Regions from separate parts of the Mus musculus genome. Here regions 2, 3, 4 and 5 are each linked to region 1. The links are chromatin loops, found by intact Hi-C in ENCODE. Cell type or tissue: left cerebral cortex. All regions are shown on one strand. Each heading gives the region's core, and the rest is flanking DNA. Links, peaks and the distances in the headings are about the cores only. Region 1 overlaps Tlr5 (toll-like receptor 5). Region 2 has its middle 47 kb from the start of Tlr5. Region 3 overlaps Susd4 (sushi domain containing 4). Region 4 holds the start of Gm46248 (a long non-coding RNA gene). Region 5 overlaps Susd4 (sushi domain containing 4).

Region 1 (6,389 bases), core at 1,408-5,407:
ATGAGGAACCATCTCCGTCTCCCTGAATTCCCAGTCTGGGTGGTGCTGGGAGATCAGAACTCCCCACAGGCTGGAATTCCCTACCTTACCTCGGAGCCACAGGCCATTTACTAAATCTCTGCTACAAATGTACTCATGAGCGAATGGCCATGGGGCTCCCTGGTTTGTATTTCAGAGCTCACCTGTACCCCTTTCTGCAAATTAGAATTTCAATTCCCGATGCCAGCTGTGCTTTGTTCTCTCTGACTTGTGGTAAATATTTGCTGGCTGGATGAATTCATCCACATCCTGCTCTCAGGCCTGCCTCTCTCTTCCTGGCCCTGCAGGGATGGCTGCCCACCGCCTGGGGGATCTATGAGCTTCTCTGGGTCCCTTGGAAAGACTTTTCTCAGCTTGTTCAGAGCAGCCTTAATTTCCCCTTGGTCTCTCCTCCATGTCTTACGGAGTGGATGAGGTCATCACAGATTCCCTAAGATCCCGGCATCAACGCAGCTGAGATCTTTGCTTTGGCAATTTAACTGTGTAGTCCCAGTGCTGCCTGCTTCAGTTCTCTGCCTCTGATCAGGATGGCTAAAGTGATCACCCTGCCTATCTCCCACCGAGCTGTGTTTCAGATTTTAAATATTCCCAAAGGCCCGTGTGTTGAGTCTTAGTCACCAGCTTCAGGTGCTTCCGGGAGGGGTGGAATGAAGTAGGCTAAGGTACTGTAGTTGTGCCCTTGAAGTGGATAGTGAGACTCAGGCCCTCTTATTTCTCTCTCTGCTTCTTTGTATTATGGGATGGGCATTTTCCTCTTCTGTGTGCCCCTTTAATCCATAGTCACTTGGCGGGTTGCTTCCAACCTCCCCCCTTATTAGTTAGCTCAGTTATCTTGTTGCTCTGACAGTGTGTGACCCCAACGCACGCATCCTTCACTGGGTGACTGGAGGGAGCTTCCCGGGAGACAGCTCTGACTAGAAAAGTCCTCAGTGAGTCCTCGGGCCAACAAACCAGAACTCTGCAGGGTGGCTCTAGGGTCCCCATCTTAGATTACAACCCATTCTAGAACAGTTACCTAGAGGGGACCTTTCAGATTGAACTGTCATTTTATAGAGGAAAAACTCAATGCAGGCAACCATCCCAATTTAATAATCGCCACACTATCTACTGTCTCTGCCCTGCCTTCTGACTTTACTACCATGTTTAGAATCTGGCCTTCCCTCATCCTTATCCTTCGTTTCTCTGCCTAGCCTGGTTATCCAAGCTCTGAGCATATATATATATGTGTGTGTGTGTTTATGTGCATATATACACATATACATATTTGTGTATATATGTGTATATATGTATACACACATTCACATATATGTATGTATGTATATATGATATATGTACATTCATATATGTACATATATCATATATACATTCATATATGTATATATATCATATATACATATCACATACATATGCTTCCTTGGCTTACCCCATCCCACCCTCCCTCAAAGGCTGTCCCCAACAGTCCTCACCTCCCTCCAGCCACGTTCACCCCTCCCCCCTCTTCCTTACCTGCTCGCTCCATCTTCATGGCAGCCTTTCATTATATCATGCCTTCCCTGTTAGACTGAAGTCTTGCAGCAAGGAGCGGGTTTTATTCATACTTGATGCCTCACCGTTCCAAGCACAACTCTAAGGCCCCCGCAATATTCCTTCTCCTTAGTGTTTGAAGCCAGAGCTGCACTAGGAGCACCCGCCTTCCCATACTAACACCAGAGGCACCTAAGAAGTGTTCATTTTAGGACCAGTGGACCACCATTGTCCAAGGACTTCTGTGACCACTGGAATCTCGTCACAGCCATGGTGGCATTTTTTAAAAAAATGAATCAGCACTTGCTTTCTGAATAAACAGAAACCATCGCACACAGGTTCGTCTTGCTGGGTGTGTGTCACTTTTCCTCTTGGTCGTTTTCCACGACGTATGATTTTTACTTCCCTGTTTGACTTCCTGTGTTTTGGCGCTTTAAAAAATTAAAACTGAAAAGTTAGCACACAAAAGCAACGAGTTTCCCTGTGGCATTTCATCCTGGAGCTGTCAGTATACTCTATCCTATTCATCTTGATGTTTGGCTTTCTGAGACAGAGTGTCACTGTACAGCCCAGGCTGGCTTTGAACTCCAAGTCTTTCTGTCTCTTAGGTGCTGGGATTAGAGGTGTGTGTTCCCCATCCACCCCCCCACCCCCAAATGGAATGTTCCCTGGAAGCAAAACGTTTGAAACGTTTGAAACGCTTTTCTAAACCAAGACCTGTAAGACTTGAGGGCTGAAGAGACTGAGAAACGTCTGGTCCAGCCTCCGCTGCAGAAGGTGGTGTCTAAGTCATTCAGTCAGATGAGCAACCTTTCTGTTTTGCAGTACCAGAGAGGAAAATAAAATCACTCTGCTGGTGAGGATGCTCCCCCTGGGACCTGGAAGTCTTTTTCATCACCTGCCTGTGAACATTGAGTTTCTGAGATTCCGGTCCTAGACAAGACAATTACCCTGTCTCTGTACTCCAAGGAACCAAGAATTTGCTGACTCAGGGCCTTGTGAGTTTCTCAGGGTGGGGTTGAGTGGGGTGGGGAACGGAAGGAGTAAGGGAAGACCCCCACAGGGTTTGGCATTCCTAAGCCGCAGGGCTAAGTGAATGATGAAGGCAGGGTTAGGAGCCTGGGTGTAAAGTACGGGCCACAAATATGCAAGGGAGTGGCTTCAAGGTTGAAGAACTGACTTGGTTAGCATCAGATCATCTTGAAGATGATTAAACAGGTCCCTAGTGAGGTCGGGCCTTTGAGTAAGATCTCATACTTGGTAAATTGTAGAGCAGGAACTTGAATCCACCTGCAAGCACAGCTGTCAGGTTGCCATTGTGATCTTTAAATACAACCAGATCTTAAAATTCTGGCGGACATATGCAGAGCCTCAAAGGATGCTGTGCACAGGGGACTCCCTGGAACTGGGGGTGCTGATCCATCTCATTTGGGGAAACCCGACAGCACGAGCTTTTAACAACTAAGAATAATTGTCTATGTGTGCGTGCTTCACGTGGAAGCCGGAGGGTCACTTCAGGTATCATTCCATTCCTCTTCTACCTTATTTGAGACAGAGAGTCTTCACTGTTTGCCACTCTGGACCCCGAGATAGCTGGCGCCCACGTTTCAGAGGAGTCTCGTGTCTCTTCCATCTCAATGAGATTGCTGATTGTGCGTTACAGGTTCTGGGTTTTGAACTCAGGTCCTCACACTCGGGCAGTGAGTGCTTTCCCCCACTGCATTTCTAGCATGCACCCAGGTGATGGGGCTGACCCGCTGACCACGTTCTAATGGGCACAACTCCTGCTTTTATACTCATGGTTGTGAGGCACAAACTCGTTCTCCCGTGAATGCCTTATGGCCATACTAATGCATTCACTCCAAATCCTCTCACCTCTCGCTGGAGATTTCTCGCGAGGGAGAGCTGGAAGAGCCCCCATGGTTTAATCTGAGCTAAGGAAGCCAGAGAGCTTGGGATCGAGTTTCTCAGGTCCTGCTGGTGTCCTCCTGGTCACCAGCAGGGGGCGCACGCTGGGCAGAGACCAGAGGAGGAGTCCTCCGCCATTCGCAGGAAAGCTAGACTGGGCTCCGCTGGGAAGCACCGATTGCCTGCCTAATGGGGTGCGTTTCCAAATTTAGATGACGACCAAACTAGTGGCTCAATTCGATCCTAGTTCCACATTTAACAGGTGCGTGAGCTTGGGTAAGCGCTGGAGTTCTTTGAGTTTCAGTTTAATCATCTATAAAATAGCATGGATAATCGTTTCCACTTCCGTACTCCAGCCGCACTGGGACCCAAACCTGTGTGTAATCCTCCAGCTTTGCTTTGCTTACTTAAGTAGACAGCCAACATTCATGTACCAACGCCTCACCAGCAAGGCACACCCTTAGAAGCCACTGAAGGGGAAAGCAGAGAGAAGGAACAGGTTCTCGAATGGGAGGGTATTTCCTTTACCATCCATGAGAAATAACATAACAATGAGCCCTGTAGGCAATGGTCCCTGGCACCCCCAAACAACAAACAAAACGATACTCTGTAAAAACAGTATCAGCATCCCAATGGTTTAGGCTCCGAATGGTCTCCTCCTGACTGCTTATTATAGACTCATTAGAGCACTTTTTACAACAGCTGATCAAAATAAAATAATCTCAACTGGATGATTATGCAAAACTAGCGGCTGGCGAGGCGCACTTAAATCCCTCGGGGACAGGGAGCTCACAGAGCAGTCGAACACTCCGATCTGTCTGTCGCCAGGTTTAGGCTACGGTGCTCTCAATTAGAAAATTAACACCGCAGGCTCTGACAGCCTCCCGGAATGCAGCTCAGCTAAACCTTGAGTATCGGCGGCGGACAAAGTAAACTGCCAGGAGAGCTGGGCAGCAGCCAGGTCGGGGATAGGGGGGTGTGGGGGAGGGGGAGGCGGGGAGCTGGAGCAGAGCGAACTGGGAAGTCCAAGGAAGCCTTGAAGCAAGTAATGACACAGGCAATCGATTTGCTAAGAGCAGCAGAAGTCCTTTGTAGAGTGATGTAAATTGGAAGCCACTGGGATTGGGGTCTGTGTGAACAGGGAACAGAAACCCTACTAAGCCCTGCGAGGATCTGTAGTCTCTATTTGAAATAGAGATAGCTTCTTAGGCCCATAACACCAAGTTAGCTCTGTGGTTGGCACAGACACTCCTGGTCCACGCTGAGCCCCAAAGTTGGGAGAAGACAGGCCCAAGAATCCAGGTGCAGAGGAGGAAAGACCCTAACCCTGATTTCATTGGAAGACAGGCAAGGGCTGGGTGAAGGGACCCAATCAGAAGCCCGTAGTCCCCACCCCTCCCACCCCCTGGGAGGTTTATGCATGTGGAGTTTGCTGGGCAGGGCAATGGAGGTGTGTGTGTGTCCCATTCTAAACTGGGTTCAGAGAGTCAGTACGAGTGACTAGGCTCTTGTCTGCTGGTGACAATTACCTCCATGGTATGTGAGGTCACAGCCAGCAGTGCTGTGTTTGAATCCCCCTGCTGCTGCTAACTGGGCATTCTGGACAAGTTTTGGTTTTCTTGTCCTCAGTTTCTGCAATTCAGGACACAGCCATCCAGGGCTGACAGTGGTGTTAAGGTGTGTGTTCAAACTGTCGCTCCGTCTGTACAAGTGGCAACCTTGAACTGAAAGTGTGTCCCCATGCCTGCAAACTCTAAAGTTACCCAAGGGAACCTGATAGCACCCCGACCACAGCTGATCCTCTCCAAGCAGAATATCCATCTCCACGTGAAAGCTGGTTGCAGGGGATCTTAAAAACAGCGGAAAATAATGTCCTTGGTGATGGAACTGGGGTCACACGGATGGATCCTGGCTTTAAGCAACACTTACTCTCAGAGCGTGTAGGTTGGTAACAGGAGGCCAGAATACTCGCTGTTCCCTTCCTCCTATCTCCACCTTGCCTCACCACACCACCTCTCACACAGTTTCTCCAGCCACTGCCCTCTGGCATGTGACAGAACCATACCCAGAAGTAGCTTGCAGCTCCGAAGAAGGGCCTCTAAGGTGAGGACACGGACTCTTTGTTGAGAAATTCAGGGAGAAGACAGCTTGGCAGTAGATACAGAGAGAGGGCCGAAGAAGAGAGGCTTTGGTTTGGACCTAGGAACTTTAGTTTTGTACCATGAAGTAGCAGAGTGCTAAAGCCACTAGAACAGAAAGGGGCTGTCAGGGAGACCGAGCCTAAGGGCTCTCCCGTAGGGGTAACCGGAGTGATCAGATGACTGAGCAGGACATACCGATTATCCTTGTCCCCGAGGACTTGGCAGTGCATAAAATCTGGAAATTGTGACGATCCTGGGGTGTTTGCTGTGAATCCCAGCCCGGTAAGATCCAGAGCTCAAGCACACAGTAAGCTGATTTCTGGAGAATAAAGGAGAGTTGTGGCAATCTTGCACATCTGAGCATGTCCATGTGAGAGATTCACACTCTCTTTTGCTTTACAGGTCAAGAAAGGAAAGGAAAGGTGGCTTTGTCACTATGGAGATGGGTCATACCTCTGAGAAAGCTGTGCTGGCAGCAGCTCAGGACCAGTGGTGGCTTTAGGTGCCACCTCTATTACACGTGTGCGGAGATACCATCAAACCCTTCTGGGTGTTCCTTTCTCTAAATCAGGGTGGGTATGAAGGGGACATGAGAGGGGACACAGCTCAGGCGCCTGGGCCTCCTGCAGTATCTCTCACATGTATTTATTGGCCTCTGAGTTACTCATTGACTATGAGAGTGTCTAAACCACATTGAAATGAGTCCAGCTAGAGAACTGGTCTGGTGACACTGGATGACGGTGTCAGGGATGTGAACATGAGCCTACAGCGAGGGGC
Region 2 (6,389 bases), core at 1,392-5,391, 53 kb after region 1:
AATGCTGTCCATTTTATACAAATGAACACATGGCCATGATCTTCTGGGAATGTGCCAAAAATAGCAAGTGTTTGTGTGAATTGTCTTAGAGGGTGCTTTGGGACTGACAAGAATTTCACACTAGTTTGTCTCTTCCAGAAAAGGTATATAGGTACTCTTCCTTCATTGGAGAACTTACATTCAGGAACCCAAGGCCTACAGAGCCTGCATGACTAATACCCATGTGGCTGAGCCACCGTGTTGCTCTGAAAAGTGGGGGCTGTTGGATGTTGGGCCTGGGAACACACAGCAAGCCATTACAAAGGAGGAATGTGGAAGCATGGCCTGAACTTCCTATCTGTCCTGCAAAGGCAGCTATAAGGATGTAGGGCTGGGCTATGTATTTCTACCCAGGCATGTCTCCTCCTTCCCTTGTTTGTTATCAGCTAGAAAGAAAGGCTCAGGAAGATGCTCACCCTCTACCCCCCTCTACCCAGGCCCACAGGGAGGAAGGCAGATTTTGTGTTGTTCTCTCAAGTCCACAAGTTTTTCATTACAAGATACCTGAAAATCAACTTAACAATAAAGAAAGGTCTACTTTAGTGCATGGGTTTAGAGCTAGGTCCCGCTTTTTGGACCTGTGCTGATGCATCACGCTGGGAGCGTGTGACAGAGGAGGACTGTCCCCATCAGGAAGGAGAGGGAGAAAGAATTCAGAATTTTCCATTATCTACCTAGAGGGCACATTCCAAATGACCTAACTTCCTCTCACTAGGCTCCTTCTTCTCCAAAGGTTCTGACACCTTCTGATAGTACCATGACCCAGTGACAAAGCCTTTAATATGTGGGCCTCTGGGGACATTTCAGACCCATACTAGAAGGTTCTCATTTCCCTGATGCTAACACCCATAGGCAGAGACTCAGGACAACAACACCAGGGGCCGTTTACAGTAGGAGTGACTAGCATAGACTGTTACATTTTTAGAAGTACTTTTAAATTGTGGTAGCATTTATGTAGTTCAACTTACCATCCCAGCCATCTTTAATCTCATAGTCCAATGGCATCAAATAACCCCACCACCATCCATCTTCAGCCCCCTCCTTCATCTTACAGAATCAAACCCACCACATTAAGCTCGAACTCCCCAGTTCCCTCATCCCCATCCCAGGAAGACTGTCTCTGTGTAGTGATTACTCCAGGTATTCAGGTACCTGGACTAACATTTGCCTTTCTCCTTACAGGTTTATTTTACTTAGCCCAATGCTTTTCTGGTTTAACTTTGTATTATATTTAACCATGCTGTAGGAAGCACCGGGCTATTCTTCCTTTCCACAGCTAGATAATATTCCATTGTGTAAACCTTGTCATTCCTCCCTTGACAGGTACCTGCTGGCTTCATTTTGGAGCTGTCGTGCGTTGTGCTGCTGTGAATATAGTTGTGCAAACGTCTCTTCAAGGTCCAGTTCCTCTGGGCTTGTGCCTGGTAGCCAGATTGCAGATCCTGTGCTGTTTGTTTTTGAGGAACCACAGCCCTGGTTTCCCTAGTGACTGCATCATCTTAAGCAGATACAAGAAGGCGACCTGTGATGCCTGAACGAAAAACTGAAGACTGAACAGACATATCCTAGCAAAAGAAAAAAAGAGGCCAGAGGGTCCCAGGCTGAAGAAACACATGTGTAATGTCCAGGGAGTCCCAGGGGCAGGGACATTTGAAGACCCCAGAGCTTGGGTAAGGTATGGAATATGGAGAAGAGGGGGAGAATGTCCCTGCTGTGTGAAGGAGATGGGCCACATCCCTTTAATGGTGAAGGTGAGAGACTCTGAGGAGAGAGGCCATCTGAGGGAGTTTGTAAGGCTATTTCTATAGGGCAGCCTGCTAGGAGGTTTTACTCTTAAAGGGAAGCAGCCAGAGCAGGCTAGCATGGCCTGGCCAAGCAGCCTGAGCACTCAGTGTGAGCTAGTGGAAGCTCATCCAGTCTTACCAGTTGTTAGTCTGGCCCCTCTCCTGTCCAGTCAGCCTGATTCTATTAATTCTTCAACCAGAGGCCTCTGAGGCCAGTTAGATCTTGATGTCAGCCTGCAATGCTGTGGCCTCAGGGCACAGAAAGGACCCAGCATGGCTACTCTACTGTCTTCACCTCATGCCTGACTTCCTGGTTAAGCCAGGACGGGGTGTGGGCTTGCTGTGCCCACGTGTGAGAGTTTCTGTAAGTTTGCCTCTCTTGTTTCCGCATGGTCTCCCTCAGCTTTCAGATCTCATTGATCCAGCAACATGGAGACCCCCAGAGGCTCAGAAACCGTCTTTAGTTCCCTGGGTGGTGTCATTCCCTGGTGGTTAGACTGGGTCTTCTGTAGATATTGAATGAATGGAGAGTGAAGAAGGTCAGAGCCAGAAAGGACTTTGGGAGCCTTCTTCTGTTCATGCCTTAACATACAGATGGGGAAACCTAGGCTCAGGGAGCCGAGCCTGCGTGAGAGCCATCCATCTTCAAGACTTTCTGGGCCATTCTTATCCCTAACTCCTTCAGAAGCAGCTGATCTCACTGGCCTGCGACATCAGGGAGAAGGGAAATCAGTAGAGCCAGGCAGGCTGGACTCTGCGACCTTCTGACCTTCTCACAGAAGCCCCTGGAAAGGTCAGCTGCTCTTTCCAGCAGCTGTCAGCATTCAGAGAAGCAGCTCTGACGCGTGGCTGAGGCAAGGAGCGAGGGAGGGAGGGACCTGGCAGAGAACCAAACTCCTCAGCATGAGTCATACAGACCAGAGCTTCTCGGGAGATCAGATGGGAACTGGGGAGGGGAAGGGTGACCAGAAGGATAGCACGTGCGCAGGGGGAGGACGAGCTGGGTGTGTGCGTCTGTCCACTGTGCAGTCACCAATCTGCTGGTGAGCCTGGAGGTAGGAGGGGGAGGGCTCCCTTCTGACAGCACCCTCTCTATCTCACAAGGCCACCTCCTTCAGTTTTTCTTTCTCCCCCCTCTTCCCCCCCCCCCCACCCCCACACCCTTATCCTCCTCCCAGCATAACTTCCAGGGCACATTGAATTGGCTCTATTTCCAGTGGCTTTTCTGATGGGCAGCCCTGCAGGCAGGAGTAGCTTGCTCCCTTTTCTTGGGTGCAGGCTGCCTACAGAGCCTCTGCATCCCTCTTTGCCTATAGGAGATGCTTCAGGTTTTCTGTGGAGACCTAGAAAGAAACAGAACCGGAAGGCATCTGTCTTTCCACCATCCTCTCCATGAGGCTTGGGCAGGGTGATCTCAGAGCCTTGTGAGCGGGCAAGGAGAGGGGGTGGGGCAAGGAGGTGGGGGTGGGTGGGTTGAGGAATTTGTTTTAAGGAAAAGCATGCAAAATAAGTACAAAGTTAATATTTATTCAGCATGTGGAATCATAACCAATTACACATTTCGGAAAGCGAACTACACAGTCGTAAGACCCCAGCAAAACCAACAACACAGTTTATAAATTATTATGGATCGTTGGTTGCCACTCATCTGTAATACTTTCATCCTACAAGCATTGGCTGCACGCTTTTTGATGTCTTCATAGGATGGTAATTTCTCATCATCATTTACTACAGAGAGGATTAAAAGATAACTCCATCTTTCTGGTGTGCACAGTGAGCTTATTAGTAACTTGAAAATGTGCCTCTTCCAGCTTTCCCACTTGGTGTTGGTAATGCTGTGTCTGCACCATCTTGTATTTTGGTGCTCAGTCTCCTGGGCAGACACGGTGTCCCTTGGAGTGGCTCATAGCCCAGACCCAAGCAGCTACTTCAGCTCAGGCATATGTGTAAATCAGCTGGTGCTCGCCTCTGCCTACCTCTCATTCTAGGATAAAGGAAGTGCAGCCATGAGACCTGAGGTCATGGTAGCCTCAGACTGGGCTGGGCAAGCTCCTGTATTTAGAGGTTTGGTGGGTGTGCTCAACCCCAGGAAAGGGACACAACCTCAGTCTTGGGGTCCTGCAGGGCAGTGACAGGTAACTTCAGCTGTGACAGTGCACTGTGATCCAACAGGGATTGCTGTGGCCTTCTGCCCGTGCACCAAACAACGCACAGGGACAGAGAGGGTCCTCTGCTGAGTGTGAGGCCGTGAGCTGTGAGCTGGGAGGTCTCAGAGGCCTCTCTCCTCACTATTTCTTAGAGTATCCATGGGGTGTTTGCAACAGAGGGGAGTCTTGCGCTATCTCTTTCAGTTCAGTGGCTGCTCAGTGGCCATTTCCCAGGCTCCTTACAGGCAATAAGCATTTATTTTACCTGGAACCCTCAAGTCAGGTCACCAACACCACAGCTTCTGATGACGGTTCTTGTCTAGGTTACAAACATGCAACTTCCTGTTTGTCCTCACATGGTGGTCAGAGAGTGTAAGAACTCTCTGGGCTTCACGGATTCATAAGACCTCACCCTGATGAAGTAATTACCTCCTCCAGGCCCATATCCTGCTGAGGATTAAACATCCTGGTGGTTAATCTTCATTGTCAGCTTGATGGGATTGAAAATCACCATGGAAATGTATCCCTGCCTGTATCTATGAGGTTGTTTAGCCGAATGTGGCAGACCCACTCAGAATGTGCGTGGTACCACACAGTGGGTTAGGGCCCTATGCTGAACCAAAGGAGAAAATTAGCTGAGTGCCAATGTTTCTGCTTTCTACTGCCTGACGGTGGCCACAACGTGGCCAGCTACCTCGTGAGCCTGTTATTATGCCTTCTCTCTCACCCCAAACAGTGTAGCATCTTAAACCATGAGCCATACCAAACCCTTCCCAAAGGGTGTTTTGTTATAATAATAGAAAAAAACTAATACACACACACACACACACACACACACACACAGAGAGAGAGAGAGAGAGAGAGAGAGAGAGAGAGAGAGAGAGAGATGTGGGAGAGAGGTCCAGACCCTGAGACCTTGGGGCTGGCTTCTTTACCAGGAAGTCAGCTCTGGGTGAGGTTTGTCCTTTTCAGCAATGTTTTGTTTAGTAAGGGTTAGAACCATCTGTGAACATATTTGACACAGGTTTGGTTTGGGCTCGATTGTAGGTAACAATGTTGCTGTATCCACATGGAGAGCCTGAGAGGGTGAAGGGGGAGTTGAGAGGGTCAGAAAAAGTTTCTGAACCCACTCAGGAAACCAAATCATTCCAGACACAGGGCAATAATACAGCTTTGGGTTGTTTTGGGACTGTAGGAAACACAGCTGTTGATGGCTGAGAACTGGCCCTGCCTACAAGGAAGCACAAGGCACACTTGTGTAAACCTTGTAGCTTTGGAGGCAAACAACCTCAAAATATTTCTATGTGGACAATTCTATGTGTATTAATCTAAGAAAAGACTCTTGAGTAGAGAACCGGCCGGTGGGACAGACACAGACCAGCCACTGCATGTCATTGTGATGTCAACTGCTTAGTGTCTTGCTAAAAATAGTTTTCATCTCTGACCTTAAGAATGATGACATTAGCTACGTTCTACCATGCTGATGTGACCCACAATGCATCAGGCACCATTCCAAAAGAAGCCTATGAGTTTTCATTTGGCCATAGCTGATTGTCAGAGAACAGTCTGGAGCAAGAATAGCTCATATGATCCTGTACAGTCTCCTTGCAATCCTGACCTCACACCACAAGAGAGGGGAAAGGAGGGGAGGGGAAGGGAAGGGAGGGGAGGGGAGGGGAGGGGAGAGGAGGGGAGGAGAGGGGAGGGGAGAAGGCAAGAGGGGAAGGGAGGGGAAACAGAGCCACTGGGATATGGATGGGTGCCTAGGAATCTAGGATGCAGAGTTAAGCTTTCAGTCACCCAGAACTCATGGTAGCATGGACTCAGATGAGAACTACTTGCATGCCGCCACTAACTTCTAGCTGAATTTGGCATTTCCATCACCATGCAGCTGTGACTGTGACTCGGTCACCTGAGTGAACTATGAATGCTTTTACATCACAGGGAGGTGCCTGTAGATAGACCATTACTTCTATGGCTTGTCACTGCCTCGAAGTTACTGTGGTTAGACTCACAGCAGACCCTGTCGTTTAATATTACTCACAGCAAGCAATATCATGCTATGTATTAATTTTTGAAAGCGTTGTCACAATAGGGCTTCACCAGAGCTCGTTTGGCTTTGTTTTATCATATGCATTTAAGAATGCTGTTCTGAGAAAGACTCTGTCAACCTCACCTGACTGTCAAAGTGTTTGTTATGGTCTGTATGTGCTCGGCCTAGGGAGTAGCACTATTAGAAGGTGTGGCCTTGTTACAATAGGCGTGTCACTGGGGGTGTGGGCTTTAAGACCCTCATCCTAGCTGCCTGGAAGCCAGTTTTCCACTAGCAGCCTTCAGATGAAGATGTAGAACTCTCAGCTCTGCCTTCACCATGCCTGCCTGGATGCTACCATGTTCTTTGATGATAATGGACTGACCC
Region 3 (6,389 bases), core at 1,328-5,327, 91 kb after region 1:
GGAAAATGATCCCAGACCATTCTGCCAGGCTGGCACGGCCCCAATGTGATGCATGTGGGGGATTTACTACTCTCTGTGTTGTACCTGATTGCAAGAGGTTTTATTACTATGAAATACAGGCCATCCTACTTCCCAGAGAGGAAAGGGGAAATAAATCCTGCCTGGCACAGGGGTGGAGGAGATCCTAGGGCTTAAGGGCAAAGATGGAGGATTTCCCACTTGCAGGGGCCAGCTATATCCCAAGCATAATGAAGCCGCCCCTCTCCTGAGGAGCTCAAAGCACTGGCCACGGTTGGTGATTCTCTCTGCTTCTTCCAGGAAGCTGATGCTACGCCTTCCAGAACCTTTGTTCTTGCTCAGCTGTGGGGCAATGGGAAGGACTGCAGGCCATAGCAGGGACATAGTTGGTGAGGACCCTGGACCCAGTAAAGGAACCATTTCCTGCATCTGCCCCCAAACAGGTTCCCCAGGACAAGCGGCCTGCCAGGTGAGAGTGGATGGACTGGGTCTGTGGGGAGGCAGACTCTGGCCTGGTAGGGGAGTGATTTTCCTTTGGGGTCTCTCTGTGGAAGAAGAATCACCTGTCCTGCTCCTTTGGTCTCAGTTGAAATTTCCCCCCTAATGCCATGGACTGGGCCCAGTCGGCCCCCCTCAATCCGTGGGAATCAGGGGTTCGGACAGATGGGCATAGAGTCGGCGGGGATTGACAGACAGACACAGACATGAAAGAGTGTGCTGGATCTGAATGTGATTTGTCAAATCGAGCATCAAACTTTTTATACAGAAGAAAATAGGGAAGTTAGGTGATACACTGTCAAGGTACAATGAGGTTACCGGATTCTTACATAAAACAGAGGAATGTAAACACAGAAGGACTGGCAGGAACCAACTGGGATAAAATTCAATGTTAACAACTGGGATCAAAAACAACCCCACCTTAAGGTCAACTTAAACTTAGAAGCCACTCTCACCAGGCAGGCCCCTTGTCCTGGGGAACCTGTTTGGGGGCAGATGCAGGAAATGGTTCCTTCATGCCCTTGCCATAGTTCCTATTCTAGTCTATTATATAGTCCACCTTCCCCCTAGGCCTAAATACCTGTGTATGAGTGTAACTCAGCTATCTATAGTTCTAAGTATCTACTCTGGTTCCTCCTTAGATCACAAACTTCCTTCTTCCTAGATAATGGTAAATTCCTGCGTAGGGCAGTGACTTAGCTGTCCATGCCCAGGGTTGGCTCAAGGACTGCCTAGAATCTAATTTAGCTATATGTCAAATAAAGGCACTTATAATAAAGCAATATTAAGGGAAAGCACACAGATCCATTTACCAAGTAAAGCAAGGACATTGGAGCATTCTTTATACAGGATGCCATGGTTCCAGGAGACTAAGTTTCCATGAACTTTTCACCTCGGGACAGTGCCCAGGTTTATGGGGCCTGTCATGCTTGTCACTACTGGAGTGGATGTAGCACCCTAAATGAAGTTTAAAAAGAAGAACCATTTCATTGTCAAAGTCCAGGAGAGATAGACATTGGTGGGCTCATTTCCAGTAAGAGTAAAAGAAAGAAAGGAGGCAAGGCAGGCCCTGCCAAGGGGTAAATTCACTGAATGGTGAGTCTGTGGGAGGAGGAGGAGGAAGGAGAGCTGAGCCTATCTGTGAGGTGGGATACTAATGAGATGGGCTAGAAATGAACACCAGTGAAGTCTTAGGTCTTCCTGAAAAATGGGGGGGGGGAATCTGGCTATTTTTGGGGGGAGGTGCATGTGTGCATGCACGTTTATGCACCACATGCATGCAGTACCCAGGGAGGCCAGAAGATGCCCCAGAACTGGAGTTACAAAGAGCTAGAGTTCTTAGCTGCTAGGAATGAAATACAGACCTTTTGGAGAACAGGCAACCATTGAGCCCTCTCTTCAGCTCTAAAAATGTGTGTATGTTTTAAAGAGACAAATCAGTGTTTCTTAATTCAATTTAGGCAGAATAAAGGAAGGAGAAGGTGAAGGAGGGAGAGGAAGAGGAGGAGGGGTAGAGGTGGCAGTGGAGGAAGAGGAGGAGAAAGAGAGGGAGGAAGTGGAGTCCTGGTGGAGGAAGGGACAGATTGTTCTCAATGTTAGGACCAAGTTTCTTTGAAGCACAAGCCTGTGTAGCTGGCGAGGTGGAAGTCATCACTGGCAGTAACTCACTGTTGAAAGGAAACGTTAGGCACGGCAGTGGTGCCGAGAGCTGGTGTGGCGTGCAAGCCACTCTTCTCTGTAATCACTCTGCTGTCGTGTACAGCAGCGCATGAAAACAGCATTAGGAGAATTTACGGTTGCTTACGAGCAATACAGTAACAGGATTGCTTGCTAAGACAATACCTCCTCGGGGTCACTGGCAAGGTGGCTGTCAGGCAGACAGTGCCCGTGACAGGCATTTCACTGTGAGGGCACAAAGTACCCAAAGGGGGACAGAACCACTAGCATTGTGTCCAGACCAGAGCACTGCGTCTGCACTCACAATTGACCTCTGAGTATTTCAGACAGGACTTCAAGAGCCAATCCCTCTGGTGGAGCAAGCCCAAGATCTCCTCTCTCCCAGGCCTAGGAAACACACACTTGTCTTCAAAGCAAGTGAAAATCCCTTCATTTTTGATGATAAGCTCCCCAAACCTCTACGACCTTGCCTGGTGTAAGCCAGGTTCCTGTCTGAGGTTATAAATTAGCCATTCCCTAGAGGATGCAGGGAGTTTTACAATCCTAGCAACTCCTCTACTCTCAGGAAGGCAGAACTAAGGGCACATTTTCCAGATTTTTATGGCTAAGTGTGGTGGCACATAGCTGCAATCTCAGCTTTGGAGGCAGAGGCAGGAGGATTGCCGCAAGTTTGGGGCTGGCTTCAGCTACATAACAACTTCTAGACCAACCAGGGTTGCACAAACGACAAAACAAACCAACAAGCAAGCCAGCACATAAAGAAACCTGACCACAACTCTTCTTTCCAATCATCCCCCAGTAGGAACACACTCTGTGAAAAATGTCAAACAGAGCTGGCTGGAACAGGACCAGCTTGGGACAAAGCTATGGGGGAACCGCTTTTGCAAGAGCCTGGAGGACAGTAATCCCAAGCCACCTCATCATGTTTTACCCGACCCCTCTCTCCCGCGCAGTGGTGGGGGAGGGGAGAACTTGGGGCAAGCATAAGCCAGGAGGCCTCCTTGCACATCCTGCAAAGAGAGGCCTCACTGCTACGCTGGAGAAAGAAGAGAGAGGAAAAGGCAGAGACTGCTCTTTTCTTCGCTTTCTGCTGATTCAATTTTATATCGTATCCAGCTGCGGCCGGGATAGCGGGTGAGTCTGCAGGGAGCCCAAAGGGCCAGGAGAGGCTAATGGAGACTGTGCCTCCCCACCCCGCCAGCTGGTCTACTCAGAGGGTGAGGAGCTGAGGGGGAGGGGCGGGTGACCGCTTGGTCACTGCTATTATCACTACAGCTGAGGTGAACAAGACTTGAATTCTAATAAGCAGTGCCTCATGCGTTCAGTACAGCCCTGGGTGGTACTGGGGCTTTACCTGAGAAGCAGATGGGGTGGGGGGGAGAGAAGTAACTCCCACAGTGCCCGCCATGGTACGGAGGGACACTCAGTGCATCTTGGGGACAATCATATGCCCCATCCTCTCCACCCCACCACACACATGCAGAAAAGTCTTTTGCACACTAAAATTCCAGGCTATACGAACAGTGGCGGGGAAGGAGCAAGTCACACCACGGCCTAGGCAGTCCCTCCAAGGGAGACAATGGGAAGTTCAGGGAAAGAGCGCCATCTTGGGGCAGGGCTGTCTCTGAATCTGTGTTCCTTGCATGTGGCACCCAAGGCCAAGGGGCACCAGTCACCCAGCCTCTTTCCTTTCTGTAGAAGAACACCTTACTTGGAACTGACTCAAGGTTGAAGAAAGTTGACAAAGGGCATGTCTGTCTCTCAGATAGCCCTCCACAAGCAGACAGGATGGACGGTCGCTCCTAGTGGACCAGGGCTGACTGTGTGACTGAGCTGGTTGGCCACCCCAACTGGAATCTTGACCCCCACCAACACCTCTCAGAGGCAGTCTCCTTGGGCAGAGTGGTCTCCGGTAGCTGTCAGGAAGGGGCCTCTGGATCGGAGAGGGTCACGGGTATGGTGTCAGAAGCCCTGGGTTCCAGGAGCATCATGTTTCTTATGCCTTTCTGTTCTCCTTGGAGTCCAGACAGAGTAGCCTCCAGTGGTTTTAGCTGAGATCTAATCCAAGGCTTGGGGAGGACAGAGAGCTCTCTGCAGCTGACGTCACACCTGCTTATGACTAAGACCAGGAAGTGATCCAAGGCCCTACTGTGTGGGCTTGGAGGAGGAACTTCAACATGACAAGAGAGCTAAGGCAGTTTGGGGAATGAGAATACATCTGGGGTCAGGGCTGGGAAGAAGTGGGGGGGGGACCTCTCTTCCAGCAAGGGACTGCTCTAAGGACAGTGACAGGAATATTGTTTCTTCATGCTCAAGAATGCTGGTACAGAGGGGAGGGGTGGGGGAAGGAGCATGAGCCCTCCTCCATGCCAAGCAACTTGGTAGGGCCAGAGCCTGGAGCTGTGTGTGGAGACCTCAGTGGGCACAGCCAAGCCAGCTCCGACGCTCCCGCTCATCCGCGCAGAGGAGGTGTTTGAGCCTGGCATGGTAGAATGAATGGGAGATGTACTGGTCATGTCTCCAGCTTCGTCTTCTGTAATCCGTAATTCAAAATGACCATCAGGAGGCTGGCTATGGTGGCCCAAGCCTGTCATCTCAATACTCTAGAGGCTGAAGCAAGGGGACAGTAAATTTCAGGTCAGCCTGGAGAGTCTTTAAAAAACCAGGTGCCATGGATAGACCTCAATACCAGAGCACTTGCCAGGCATGTCCAAGGCCCTAGGTTCAATACCTCACACCGCAGGAAAAAAATAACGGTCAGATCCATGGGTGGGTGGTGTTCGTCTTGCCTTTCCTCTGCTTTCAGAGTTCTAGGCAGAATACTTTCTAGAGAATTAAGCTGCAGGTCTAACCCAACCTTTGTTATCTGGACTACCAGGTAGAAAAGGGAGAGATTCCAAGTCTCTCTCGCTTGGTTGGTGAAAGGCGGCAAGCAGCTCACACCTGTGAGCCAGAGGACCCTACCTGTGGCTTGAGGGGGTGACCTGGCAGCAGTGGGGTTCATCATGGGCCATGATTGACAGCCACTCTCTCGGGATGGGGCTGGACTGCAGTGCTCTCAGTTGCCCGCCTATCCTCTTCTCCCCCCCCCTCCCAATCCCTTCACCTCCTACCCCCCTCCCAGCGTGAGAGTGGGCGCTGGGTTTGTGAGGTGAGGCAGCCTGTCTCCTAGGAGTTCTCTGTTGCAGACAAAGGCCGCCTCTAGCCAGAAGACTTCAGATCCCTGCTGCCTGCGCTTTGAAGTCCTCAGGTGCTTCCTGGTGAAGGCAGGAATCCCAGGAGGGAGACATCATGCCTAGCACCTGCCAGGCCAGCTGCCTCTTATACCTGAATGTGTTTTGACTTGGGAACAAAGACCACCACCAAAAAAAAAAAAAAAAAAGTCCTCCACATCCAAGCTGGCTTTGAGGTTTGATCTCAAATTGGAACCTTTCAAGTTATTTCACATTTGGCCAAATAGAGTTCTTCAGTTTTCTATTTTTCTTCCTTTTCTTATGAAAGAATGCCGATCTAAAAGTCTCCTGGGCACTAGTGGGTTCTGAGGCAATCACACTGCAGCCTGCTCTGTGACTGGATCCGTCACCGATTACATCTCCATCCTACGCTGTGAGCTGGGCCTTGGACAGGCACAGGGGCTCACTCTGGGCATTGCGGTTCTGAGGAGCGGTCAGCTTTACCTCACTCACAGGCATGAGGCCGAGACAGCCTTGGCCACACGGGGGCAGCTACTGTTGAAATCATCATAAGACAAAGCTTCTACTGTTGAGGTTCTCCATCTGTGGGTCTCAATGCCCAGAGACCCTCCGAAACCACAGATGTTTATGCTATGATTCATAACAGTAGCAAAATCACAGTTATAAAGCAGCAATGGGGATACTTTTATGGTTGGGAATCAAACATGAGGAACTGTATTAAAGGGCCACAGCTTTAGGAAGGTTGAGAACCAGTGCTCTAGAAAGACAGGCTCCTTCTTGGGGAACATCAAATGGAAAAGCTCACCACACTCTCTGGAGATGACCCACCCAGCGGCAAGGACTCACCAGCCTTCTTCTCTCAGCTCTCTCAGAGCCAGGACGGTCTCACTCTGGAAGCCCTTCTGCCCAGCCTCAGAGCAGGCAGCAGAGTCCCACTGAGAGCACTGCCAGCTATGGGAGGCCCGGAGCAGCAGAGATCTTCACTAACTAACTTGTCTCTCT
Region 4 (6,389 bases), core at 956-4,955, 400 kb after region 1:
GGACTCTCCCAGAAACACAGTAAATATTTGTTATATGAAGAAACAACCGCATATCTAGATTTCCAGTAGATAGATTTCCAGTAGATAAATAGATAGACCCAGGATGTTACAGACCTGGTAGCCCCAGACAGGGTCACTGGTTAGTTAATAAAGAACTCATGGGAGCGTTTGTTTTTCCTCTGTGTTTCTTCCCTATGCTTCCCTGAAGCACCGCCCCCCTCTCAGACTGACAAAAAAAAAAAAAAAAAAAAAAAGAGCAAGCCCTTCCTCTTCCAAGCACAGAAGCTGCACAGCTGGTAATTCTACTTCCCCACGAGGGAGCTCCTCTGGGGTTAGCCATCTATCCTTCCTTCCCACCACCCCCCCCACCCCTTCCTAAATTGCCTCATTCCCGATCCAGATGCTATACCAAGAAGCCCTTCCTCATCAGGCAGGCAGGTCTGAGCCGCTGCAAATAGAGCCCTCATTTGCCCAGTCACGAAAAAAAAAAAAAAAAAAAAAAAAGGTAAATGGTTCAGGGAGGCCCGGCACAGCAGCCCCTCTCGAGCCGACATGTCTACCTGTTATCCAGCCAGGCACCAAAGAGGAAGCAACCTGTACCCACAGTCTCTGTCCATCTGGACAGATGTCTTCCCAACTTTAAACCTGAGACAGCTGCAAGAGCCAGAGACAGCTCCCTGCCAGGAAGCCTCGGGATCCATTACAGAGGCAAGGAGTCTGTGCAGACACCTGCCTGGCAGCTCCTACTTAATAAAAGCACCTCTTGGCAAATAGCCGGCCCCTGAGCCTCACCCACAGGCAAACCCTCCTTGGCTACAGGGAGCCAGGCAGTAGTGTCCCCTCAGCAAGAAAGATAGATCACCTTGGTTACACCCAAGGGCCCAAGTATGCCTCTCAGGCAATTAAAATTTGTAAAGCTTGTTGTCTTGCATAGCTATCATGCTGGAAATGGGTGGGTGAAAGTTGGTGGATTTGCCTCCTGAGCCTCCCACGTTTGGAATGCTAAGGGAAGCGAGAGTCGGACTCGGTGCCTAGAGCATCTCGGGGTGCTCTTACGCGGCTGGCAGAAGTGGAAAGCGGTACAGATGTTTTGGGAAACAGTCTGGCAGTTCTGCAAAATGCCAGACCGTGGAGTTTCATGGCAGCTCCCAGCAGCACTCCACCGTTAGAGAATAACAAGTAGAGGTCCATTCACACCATGTGCATGAAGAGTCCCTCGTGACACAGGGGAGAAACAAGCACACACCAATCCATGGGTGAGCAGACCAAATGTAGCACATCCCGGGGAACCTAGAAGGGAATAGCACTTAGTCATAAAAATGAATGCAGCACTTAGGTGTGATGTCATACACCTGGGAACTCAGTACTTGGGAGGCAAAGGCAGGAAGATGGTGAGCTCAAGGCTAGCCCAGAGGACTCAGCAAGAGATGGGGGTAGCTCGCAGTACACCATTCCCCTGACATGAGCAAGGCCCCAAATTCCATCCCCCAAGAGTGGATGCTGAAACTTTACGCAAATTAAATGAAGCTAATCAACAAAGGCATGGCACTCTCCAAGTCACTGTAATGAGACATCTAACAATCAAGTTCCATCCACAGTTTGCATCCTTACCGCAGGGAGGGTGTGACAGAGCGGAGCAGCTCACATCACGGCAGCCCCAGAACACGATTGGCTGACTTCTAGAAGGTCCATCCCATTTTCTGGCCTCCAAGCCTTCTAAATGTGGTGCCATCTATATTCAAGGGAAGTTCCCCCAACACCACCACACTTAGCAGTCTCTGAAAATGCCTTCACACACCCAGAATGCTTTATTCTTCTCTTAGGAACTCCTCAATCCAGTCAAGTTGACATCAAGATTAACCATCATGTCCAGTTAGTTACATGAGACTTTCAAAACTGGCGAAGCTGTAGAGATGGGAAGTGACTGCCAGGAGCTGGGAAGATGGGAGGTTAGGACTGACTGCTTCTAGGTACACAACTTCTTTTTGTAGTGATGGTCTTAGCTAGGGGTGATGGCTGTACAACTAAAACTCACCCTTTAAATGTATGGCTAAAAACAATGATCCTCATGTTGTGTGCACTATTATATCTCAACACAGAATCTAAACGGAGCTGAGTATTGTGACTCATGCCTGGAATGTCAGCACTCAGCAGCCTGAGTTACAGAGTGAATCTGACACCAGACTAGATGGCATAATAATGAGGGTGGAGCTGTGGGGAGGACAGAAGGACAAAGGAGGAGGAGGGAGGGAGGAAGGAAGGGAGGGAGGGAGGGAGGGAGGGAGGGAGGGAAATATGATGTAAGGGAAGACTTGCAGTAATGAGTACAAGGCTGGCTTCCCCAGGACATCAACTGGCTTGTTATGCTACAGAGTACTGGGCTGTGTGCAGAACCTTCTCTAGCTACACGAAAGAAAAGAGAAAGCTGACCAAGTGACAGTATTGGGGTATATTCCTCAGCAAGTCTGTGACATCACTCGTGGAACCTTGGGGTCATACCTCAGGCCCTCATCTCTGGCAAGAAGGGACCAAATCAAGCCAGTTGGGAAGCTGGCTAAGATTGCCCTCCAGTGGCCAATGCAGGTCCAGCTGAACCAGCTTGACTGAAGAGAGGGTGGTTAAACCCCCTCAGTGGAATAAGCTGGATCCACACAGGGCTTTTACATTGAATGGTCAGGGTGACAGCAAGGCCACGGTCAGACTCCTCCAAGGTCACTCCGGTAGCATATTCAAGGTCAAGTCTTCTGATCTGAAATCTTGCTATCTTCTCGCCACTAATACCTACAGTTTCCAAGGCATCTGAATAACAGGACGAGATGGAATGCGCCATCCTGTGGGAAGCCACATGTGCCGTTGCTGAGTGGCACTGACTACTGCTGGCCACCATGCATAAGATTGGACAAACAACCAATGTGTACATATGCAGTAAAGTTTTTTGCAAAAACACTGCCTGGCCCAGGCATGATAATGAGGTTCTGTAAGGTACTGAGAGTATAACCAATCGGATGTGAGACATGCAAATGAGGTATGATAATGAGGCTCAGTGAGGTACTGAGAGAGAGTAGCCAATCAGATGAGGAACATGCAAATGAGGCTTAGTGCATAACCAATCAGGGTATGAGACACGCCTCTCCTAGGCCTATAAAAGCAGCACCAGCTCTGGGCAAAAAGTCTTTTCGCCTCTGCAATCAAGCTCTCCCAATAAACGTGTGCAGAAGGATCCTGTTGCAGCGTCGTTCTTGCTGGTCAAGTCGAGCGCGCGCAAGACCATCCATGGTGGCACCAGGAGGGCAGGGGCCACAGATGAGCAGAGGAGCAAAAGGACAAATGAATACAGCCTGCCCCTGTCAAACCATGGCGAGAAGGGTGGAGATCAAAGCAGAGTGATGGACTACGAGGTCCATGAATACCAAGAGGGATTCAGGGAAGGGGGTTCCAGTTGTGAAAGGGCTTAAGGGCCAGGATTTGGGGGAAAGGTGGTGAGAAGCCAGCACGTGAGATGTGGGAAGCAGGATAGCAATGCCACTGAGGAAGACCCTGCACACAGCATGCAGTGAGGAAGACTATGAACTGGGCACTGAGTGGATCTGCAATGCACTGCAGTGCAGTGGAGGAGGGGCAAGGTGAAGAGATATGGAGGGACCAGGATAGCTCTTACCTGGCAAGGACATTTTCTCATAGTTAGAAGGCAACTTCTGGAACCAGGCAAGAGGAACTAGTCGAGACCTAAATAGGATAGCAGCAGCAGGGTTGGACAAGGGAGAAACTAGTTCCTGAGCTGCCTTCTCTGTAAGGCTATGGGTGATAGCAGATGAATAAAGACAAAGAGGAGATGTGGCCATGGTCCTTTTCCACCCGACCCAGTGTGTGTGTGTGTGTGTGTGTGTGTGTGTGTGTGTGTGTGTGTGATGGTCCTTTTCCACCCCACCCAGTGTGTGTGGTGTGTGTGGGGTGTGTGTGGTGTGTGTGTGTGTGTGTGTGTGTGTGTGTGTGTAGACTTCTCTCTCCTCTCTCTCCTCCTCCCACTTCTCTTTTGGCACAGAGTTCCTAAAACCCCAGGGATTTCCCTAGCAATTAAGAGCAGCAGAAGCATCTTTTATGCTAATAACAAGTCTTTGATGCAAGTTTCTAACACAGAGCTCCTAAATCCCTTGGAATTTCCTGGGTGGAAAACATCTTTGCTTTTAATAAAGTGTCTCTGGGTGGGCTTCTGGATCAGGAGTGGTTACAAAAAAGAAAGAAAGAAAGAAAGAAAGAAAGAAAGAAAGAAAGAAAGAAAGGAAGGAAGGAAGGAAGGAAGGAAGGAAAGAAAAGAAAAGAAAAGAAAAGAAAAGAAAAGAAAAGAAAAGAAAAGAAAAGAAAAGAAAAGAAAAGAAAAGAAAAGAAAAGGAAAGGAAAAAATAAACAAACAAATAAAAATCAAGAAGGCTACTAGGAGCCAGGAGCGTGCTTTAGAGGCCTATTCTCCAGGAAGGAAAGTTCTAGATTGTTACTCTCCATCCTGGTTATATTATGATGTGGTTGGAAAACCTCCAGGCTTCGGGCCATGTGGCATGCTAGAGGAGGTGGTACATCTACAGAGGGCTTGGAAGCTCCACCCCTCCCCACACAGTCAGCCTCCACCCGCTCCCAGCATCCCTTCCAGATGGCCACATAGGAGTTGTATTTTTCGATACTAAACTGGTATTTCAGTAAGTACACCTACTCTGATTCAAATAAGATGAGCTATTCAAATCAGAGAAATGGATGTCTTAGGAACCCTTCCTTGTGACTAAGTGGTACAGGGGACAGCAGCACACTTAATGTAATATAACTCACTGCTTGGGAGACTAAAGCAGAGGACCTAGAGTTTGAATCTAGCCTGTGCTATATAGCAAGACAAGACCTTCTCTCTCAAAAAAAAAATATATATATGTCTTAGATTTGATCAAGTTGAACAGGAGTGGGCACAGTGGATACGCAACATTAGCATTGAGCTCTAATAAGTGGGCAGTCTTGTAGGTCTGAACTTTGACCTCAGAGGGCCTGCAGAAACTGGTCAGTGTGAGGGAGAAGCCCAGATCTGGGGTCAGAAGCAGAGTAGACTGTAAGCAGAGACAAGCAGGGAGTGCTTCCAATGTCTCTCTGCATGATGATCATCCTGACCCCACTAGCCTGACCTCACATCCCACACACTGGGGCAGCTCAGAGGTCACGGTCTAGGGAAAGGGGGAAGATGCAGGCATTTCCTCTGAAAAGAAACTGCTCACTAGGAAAGCAGTGGCACACACTGGGAGCTCTTATAGTTTTAGAAAAGGTCATAGAGACAGAAGCTGGGGTTCTTCACTATCCCAAGCCCTCCACAGACTCCCCATGCAGTCTCAGGCAGAAGACATGGACTTGGAGGTTGTTCTTGCTGGGCACCTCACTGACACACTTCCTTGCTTTTAGTCCCTGATGCCAAGTGGTCACAGACATACCTGAATCATTCCACCACCACCACCACCACCACACCACCACCACCACCACCACACCACCACCACCACCACCTCCTCCTCCTCCTCTTCCTCCTCCACCTCCACCACCATCACCACCCTCATCATCACCACCACCATCACTACCATCACCACCATCACCACCACCACCTCCTCCTCCTCCACCACCACCACCATCACCACCATCATCATCACCACCATCACCACCACCACCACCACCTCTCTATTTAGCTTTATAAAACAGTCTTTACTTTGTTGTCCAGACTGGGCTAATCCAGACTGTGTGGCTAAGGCTGAATTATCAACTTTGAAATGTAGATAATCCTCTAGCCTCGGCCATCCAAGTGCTAGAGTTCCCGATGTGAACCACCACATCTGGCCTCTGCTTTTCTATTCACAATAAAGTTTAATGAAATCAGGGTGTGTATTCACTGTCTCTTGCTCACTGTCCCTCCAGGCAGATTTTTTCAGGGTAAAATCATGGCCAGGACCCCTTGGGCCCCTGATATTACTCATCCAATGGTTGACTCTGAATCCTCCTGGCATTTGACCTGCAAGTAGCAAATTGGATATACAGGTTAGCGACCTTTCCTCCTAAAATGTCTAGGGGAGGTGAGGGGTGGATTCCAGAAGGGAGACCCTAGAAGAAGCCAGTCGAGAATATACCTAGAGCGTAAGGGAGAGGCTGGCCTCTTTCAGGAGTGCAGCAGGCCTCAGGTATGACACAGCAGATCCAGTGGGGAGGGAGGTGGGAGCACAGAGCCTGGGAGCTCCAATTGGTTTGATTTTCTCTTGGAAAATAGGTATTCAGGCCATTAGGAAAGCACGAAAAGGGGGGGGGGGCGGAGCGGGGAGGCTGAGCCTAAGAGAAAGAGCAAGATGCATAATTATAGAAGGCAGCATCTGGGAGCATTT
Region 5 (6,389 bases), core at 936-4,935, 170 kb after region 1:
GAAGAGGAGGTGAACGGCCGTGATTGGTGGAGAGGAGAGAGGAAGAGGAGGTGAACAGCCGCGATTGGTGGAGAGCTGCTAAGGTTGAGGTAGACCACCACGTATCTCCGAGATGGGGAAAATGCAGGGAGAAGCAATTGGAAGAAAGAGTATAAACTTCATCTAGACAAGCTGAGATTTGGTAGGGGACCAGGGGGTGGGGGTGGGGCAGACAACATAGTGAATGTGTCCACAGGCAGTGTCTTAATTAAGGTTTCATTGGTATGAAAAGACACCGTGACCAAAGCGACTCTTATATGGTAACATTTAATTGGGGCTGGCTTATGCATCAGAGGTTCAGTCCATTATCATCATGGCAGGAACAATGGCAGTGCCCAGCCAGAGACACTTAGCTGAGAGTTCTATATTTTGATCCAACTGCAGTCAGGAAAAGTCTGGCACCTCGGGGGTCTAGGAGGAAACTTTCTTCCTCCACCCGCACTGTGACATACTTCCTCCAAGGCCACATCTACTCCAACAAGGCCACACCTCCTAATAGTGCCGCTCTCTGGGCCAAGTATATTCAAACCATCACAGGCAGCATCAATTTCTTGTCAGAGCCAGGAAGAAATTTGAAGGAGAAAACAGTTAACTCTAGGAGTGGTGGAAAACAGCGTAGATGAGGTCACACAGGACACTGAGGTGGACTAAGACAGAATAGAGTGTAGGCCTCTGAGGGAAGAGTAGGGATGGTTAGCGAAAGAAAGGGCAGAAGAGAGTTTTATCCAAGCATCATGGCAGAGAGAGGGCTAGAAGTCAACTCCTGCTAAGCCTGAGACAGAAAAGAGCTCACAAGACCCACCACACACAGATCTGCTGTTCACACGTCTTCAGAGGCGACATTTACCAGGATAATTTCAGTGGCGTGGTGGGGGTGGTACCAGATTGCTGTGGGCTGAGCAGTCAAGTCGGAGATGAGGAAAGACGCTAAATGAGAACGGTCTCTCCAGGAATCTCTGGGGAGGGGAAAGAGTAGAAAGCCAGGATCAAAAGAGGGTTCAGGGAGGAGAGGGGCTGGGTACAAATAGGGCATCGATCAAATGGGACAGAGGATATCATCATCCCAACCGACCATCTTCCCTCCAGCCTGTCATGTCCTGAAATCTCTGTGGTCTTTCTATGGCTTGATCCCTTCCAGAGCTGAAGTGATATTCGAGATAGCAGGCCACCACACCAGCTACTCGCTAGGACCTCACAGCTATCAAATCTGGAACTCCTCCATTCCGCAGCCTGCCTTCAGAGTCGACGGTGACTCAGCCAAGGAGTCTGTAGAAAGCCTCTCAAGATTGCTGGGGAGTCAGGCACCATGGGTTGAACACGCCCTGTGGATGGTGCATCAGAGCCCTTGCAAGACGCAGAAGCCTGTACCACTGCATTCCAAAATTGGGCCAGCCCCAAGGCCCGCCCGCTATAACTGTCCCCACTCGTCTTAAGGACATCCCCAGCAGTCCTGAGGGAGGAAAATGGCAATCTGTTCAGTTAACAGAACTGAGACTTTCAGTCCACCAGCCCCCCTCTGACAGCTGTCCTTGAAGCCGTCTTTTTTAACTCTCCCCTACAAGAGTTTGTACAAAGGACAGTACCACCATCATCTTGCTCAAATTGCCTTCTCTGTAGTTGACTACATGCAGCCAAATCCTGGAAGATTACCTGGCTTGTGCAGAAGCAATTCGGGCTGATCTATACCTTAAGAACAGACCTAATAATTTCAAGAGGCAATACATCCCTTTGCCTGAGAACCAGGGAGCCACAGCTCTTTGTCATTTCTTCCCTCAGTGCTGTCCAGCTCTTGTGTCCTGACTCTCAGAAGATAGAAATCCAGGCTTTGGTTTCTCTGACACTTTGATGGGTCAAAGGGACCGGACCTGGTAATGCCTGAGCAGGCGAGGTCTCTCCTCAAAGGGCAGACCCAAACGAACACTTACAGAGCAGCTTTGGTTAAAAACCCAGCCACCTTTTCTTTTAAAAAGAGATGGGAATATGTCTCTTGAGAGCCACACCATTGTCAAAGGTAAGCAAGGGTTGTCAACACTCAGTCCTTTAGGTGCCTAGGAGTATAGAGGTGGCTTCTGTCCACGTGTCACAGCATCAAGCCTGATGCACACACTGGCTCTACGAGGTTCCAGGAAGAAGATGAGGCTTAAGGGTTCAGTCCTCAGAGGAGGAGCACACATGTGGCCCTTCTTAGTCCCATGACCTCACAGCTAGGGACATTAGGGAGGGAACGCGCTAAGAGGCACCCGGTGAGAAAGAACACCAGGTTGCCAGCCCCCTGGAGGAACAATTCTTCATTCCCCATTGCTTTAGAAATATAACAATGGCCCTGGCAAAACTGGTTTCTAAGAAAGGACAGTCGACCTCATACAACAACCTGTGTGTGATACCCATATTCTTGTTAATATGGTCTGCTTGTGGCTGCTACCTGCTCTAAGAGAAGGAATGAAAGCGACTTTGATGACTGAAGTATGTATATTTAATACACAGAGTCCTAAAGCCCCTCATTTTAACACGTGAGTTATAACACTCTGGTGCTGTTTGGTGTTGTGTCTATAAATTTCGTTATTAAACCCAAAGGTAAGGAGTACCACAGAAGTACTCACTGGGCCTGCCTGGTACCACTGCCTCTAGGAGTGTCTGTCATTCTGTCTGTCCTATTGCAGGAACCCAAAAAGCAGAACCAGATGCCTGTCTGGGTACTTGGCAGGCCACAGGCGCTGCTGCAATTAGCAGGCTGGATCATGATTCAGCATGAGGTGCAGGCAGCCTCCACCAGAGCATAGCGGACAGTTTAAAAATAGCAAAGCTGAGCTGATCTTGCCAGCCCAGGCTACAGGAGAAGCAAGGCAGCTGCCGCAGAACCCTAAGCATCCCACCGCCCCTCTCGTCCCTCTTCCAGATGTGCCTCCCAGCTGGGTGGGAGGTAGCAGGCAGTCAGCTCCTATCAAACTCCCCATGCAGAACAGAAGATGCAAACAAGCCCGGAGGCCCTGACCTACAGACAAGGCACTGAAACATTCACAGGTCCAGGCTGACTTTAAAACTAGAATGTCTCGCCCCCTTGCTTGGGGCACAGCAATGAAGGACTACACGCGAAGTGTTGCCTGCAGGTGGCGCTCTCAATTCGGTAAGGGCAGGACCTCAGAGCATTTTCAGCAATCTGACCCGCCCCCGCCCCGCCCCCACCCCTTCCCTTCGACGCTGGCATCAGTACACTTCTCTTAGCAAAGTTAAATTTCTTTCCAGGGCCTTCAGGTCGCATAGAAAAATATTCTAGGATGCTGCTGATCGTGTTGGGAGTGAATGTGGCCCACGCCAAATCCAGAGGAGGGTACCCAGCACAGATGAGCTTTGTACATCAAACTCCTAACCTTGCACAGCTCTCCAGAGTCACAGCTAAGGTCTGCCCAGTGGACCGAAGCCTCAGAGAGACCACACCCAGACCACAGAGGGACCTCAGCGACCTAACGTCCAGGCTGGTTCTCCCTCTGGCCATGTTCTCTGGGTCGAGGCATTTTCTGGATGAAACGGTGTTGTCTTCAAGGCTGTTGCTTTCTTTAAAAATGTCCTTTCTACCCAATAACCAGAGAGGAGGTTTAACACAATGGAGAGCTTTGCCATTTTTCTGAGGATGCTAGTATCGAATAGATGTCATTTGTCCCCAAATTAATCTGCAAAATTAACTAAATGATTCTAAAATTTATCCAGAAGAATAATTTCCTGGGACTGAAAACACGTTGAAAAAAAATTAAGAGTAATGAGCGGGGATTTGCTCTATCAGATTTTAAAGGGTATGGGAGTAAAACAGGAAGATGCCCGAAATGGAGGAGACATCAAATCGATGGTGTATAATAGAAGGTTCAGAAGCCGACCCAAATATCTACACAGTGTCAGTGTGTTAGGAAGGTCGTATTTCAAAACGGTGGAGAAAGGATAGACTATTCGATAAATACTGTTTCTACAACCAGCCAATCATTTAGATAACAATAAAATTCTCCATTTTCTCCCAGCATACACACACGAACTCCCGGATTGACTACACATCTAGATATAACTAAGAGTAAAAACTACAGGTGGATATTTAATTAACCTTGAGTTGGCAGCAAACTGCCAAGGCATGCCACCAAATGGCAGGGACGACATGGAGATAATGACGGCAGAACTTGAATTCACATGGCTACAGACAGATGGGAACCGCAAGAACATGATGTAGTGTAGGGCTCGCGGGGCTGGGTGTCTGAAGTCAGCTCTTGTGAGGTACGAGGGAAAGCATCAGCAGGAGAATTGACAAGGGGCTCGGCTGTCAGCCGTGCTTGCTGATCAGTTATGAGGACCTGAGTTCGGATCTCAGGACGCCCAGAATGGGCTGGATTTCCCATGAACGCCTGTTACGCTAGTGCTAAGGGATCTGATGCCCTCTTCCGGCTACTGTGAACACAGGAGCAATCACACACACACATGGACACACACATGAACACACACATACATACACATTAACACACACATACAAACATACAAACAATGAACACATACACACACTGGAACACACATGAACACACACATACATACACATTAACACACACATACACACATACAAACAATGAATACATACACACACAGGAACACACACATATACACACACATACACACACATTAATACACACATACAAACAATGAACACATACACAGGAACAAATACATATACACATGAACACATATAAATACACACGCATGCTTGTGAACACACAGCCATATACACCCACACATAAACACACACACATGAACACACAAACATGAACACACACACATGAACACACACATGAACATGCACATGAACACACACATACACACATGAACATATACACGGATGAACACACACACAGCCAGGCTAGTGAACACACAGTCAGACACATCCACACATGAACACATACATGAACACACACACACACATGAACACAAGCCATACACACCCACACAGGAACACATACTGAACACACACACACACACACACACACATGAACATACAACACATGAAAACATACACACACATGAACACACACCCATTTATTTTTTAAGAAAAATTTTGACAAAGCAAAGGAGCCAAGAAACACATACCGGCTCCCTGTGCTCCAGCGACACCAGCCTGCCTTCAGGTTCACAAACAGGCTAGGCTATCTCCTAGGATAGGATCCATGCACAGGCTGCTCTCTCCACGAGGAACACCCCCCTCCTTGATCTTCCCCAGCTTCAATCTATCAACACTACCTGAAGCCCTTGAGTGCTCTCCAAATGCAGACCCCCCTCTTTTCTAATAGACATATTCAGCACCGGGTAGTTTTCCTCCTTGGCACTTGAAGTCTGTAAGTGCACATTTATCTTTGTGTTTAGCAAGCCGCTTGTCTCCCTTACTGGATAAACTAACTCTGGTTTTGCGAGCCACGACATGTACAGCACAGTGGTTAAATAGAGTATCGTAAAATCGACGTTTTCTCCACAAGTTTAAGTGTTGTTTGTTATAATAGATAAATTCTAATATGATAACAAAACCATGACATATTGTTAAGTGGCAAAACCGGGTTTCAACATAATACGACTGTACAACTTTAGGGAGAAAAAAAATGTGTACAAAAATATTTAAAAAAATCACATTTTAGCAGATTTATTTTCTTAATTTTGTTTTCACCAGATATTTTCTAAAACATTCAACAATAAGTACACACTCAGTCATGGAATGGGGTGGGGTGAAATTTCCTCTCTAACATCACGTCCAAGTGTGACCGCTGCGAGAACCTCAGTGGCTTTCCTTCCACATGCTCTCCCTGACCCTTCTCCACGCCCCTGGTTTGATTCTCACCCTAAGAATGGGAGCACAGCCAACTGCACGGGAGAATCTCTGTCCAACCACCTCCAAGGTCCATGTCGCCCACCTTCAAAAACATCACCCCCAAGTGTGTAAACTAGACTCCTTAAAACAGGACCTGCCCAGTAAGACAGAGAATGTGAGCTGGCTAAAGCCTCAACAGCAAAGACCAGTCTTACGGTCTTATGCGTGGGGCATATACACTGTGTGAGGTAAGTCAGAGCTAGGGAAGGAAGAGGAGAGGGCTGCCAGAGGGCTGGAAATGGGGGCCCTTATCTCAAGGGAGGTTCTCAAGTAAGTGAAAGATAGATTCCGAGAGTGTTCTGGTGCCCTAGCGCTTGGCATGCTGAGGATGGGCAGATGGTGGGCTTTACTGGGGACCTCCTCTCATGTGCATCAATTCAGCTGTACAAACAAACAAATAAACAAACAAACAAACAAAACCAAGTCTGTGCACACACCAGAAGAGTTGTTCACAAACTCTGTCTCCGAG

The links. Hi-C counts contacts between places; a loop is a spot of excess contacts. Peaks named below come from ENCODE experiments on the same cell type or tissue, not always from the same donor. Only the 100,000 strongest peaks of a DNase experiment are listed, where the experiment ranks them.
Region 2: it touches region 1 in a loop (2.4-fold over the local background); 7 of 42 quality-filtered maps call a loop at or near these places.
Region 3: it touches region 1 in a loop (5-fold over the local background); 14 of 42 quality-filtered maps call a loop at or near these places.
Region 4: a loop joins it to region 1, with 4 times the contacts of the local background. A loop is called at or near these places in 18 of 42 quality-filtered maps.
Region 5: it touches region 1 in a loop (4-fold over the local background); 6 of 42 quality-filtered maps call a loop at or near these places.

Annotation. Positions count from the first base shown.
Region 1 is chr1:182,957,488-182,963,876 of GRCm38, reverse strand. All of the region lies in intron 1 of Tlr5 (toll-like receptor 5), which reads right to left. Among named protein-coding and RNA genes, the nearest start is that of Tlr5, 5.9 kb to the right of the region's middle. In left cerebral cortex, for the core only: a CTCF peak has its summit at 3,564 (motif pointing right); a DNase peak (open chromatin) is centred at 3,619; H3K4me3 peaks cover 886 bases; H3K27ac peaks cover 499 bases.
Region 2 is chr1:182,904,902-182,911,290 of GRCm38, reverse strand. No RefSeq gene overlaps it. Among named protein-coding and RNA genes, the nearest start is that of Tlr5, 47 kb to the left of the region's middle. In left cerebral cortex, for the core only: no CTCF peak of the experiment used is centred there; DNase peaks (open chromatin) are centred at 1,954, 2,195, 2,742, 3,595 and 1 more place; H3K27ac peaks cover 1,672 bases.
Region 3 is chr1:182,866,001-182,872,389 of GRCm38, reverse strand. The region is part of intron 5 of Susd4 (sushi domain containing 4); the gene reads right to left. Among named protein-coding and RNA genes, the nearest start is that of Tlr5, 86 kb to the left of the region's middle. In left cerebral cortex, for the core only: a CTCF peak has its summit at 3,795 (motif pointing left); DNase peaks (open chromatin) are centred at 3,300, 3,814 and 4,312.
Region 4 is chr1:182,556,688-182,563,076 of GRCm38, reverse strand. It overlaps Gm46248 (a long non-coding RNA gene), which reads right to left and starts at 2,151. Exons shown (of 4, transcript XR_001779884.1): 1 at 1,612-2,151; 2 at 1,057-1,290. In left cerebral cortex, for the core only: a CTCF peak has its summit at 2,581 (motif pointing left); DNase peaks (open chromatin) are centred at 1,004, 2,143, 2,532 and 4,612.
Region 5 is chr1:182,789,370-182,795,758 of GRCm38, reverse strand. All of the region lies in intron 2 of Susd4 (sushi domain containing 4), which reads right to left. Among named protein-coding and RNA genes, the nearest start is that of Susd4, 28 kb to the right of the region's middle. In left cerebral cortex, for the core only: a CTCF peak has its summit at 3,117 (motif pointing right); DNase peaks (open chromatin) are centred at 1,379 and 2,782; H3K27ac peaks cover 3,219 bases.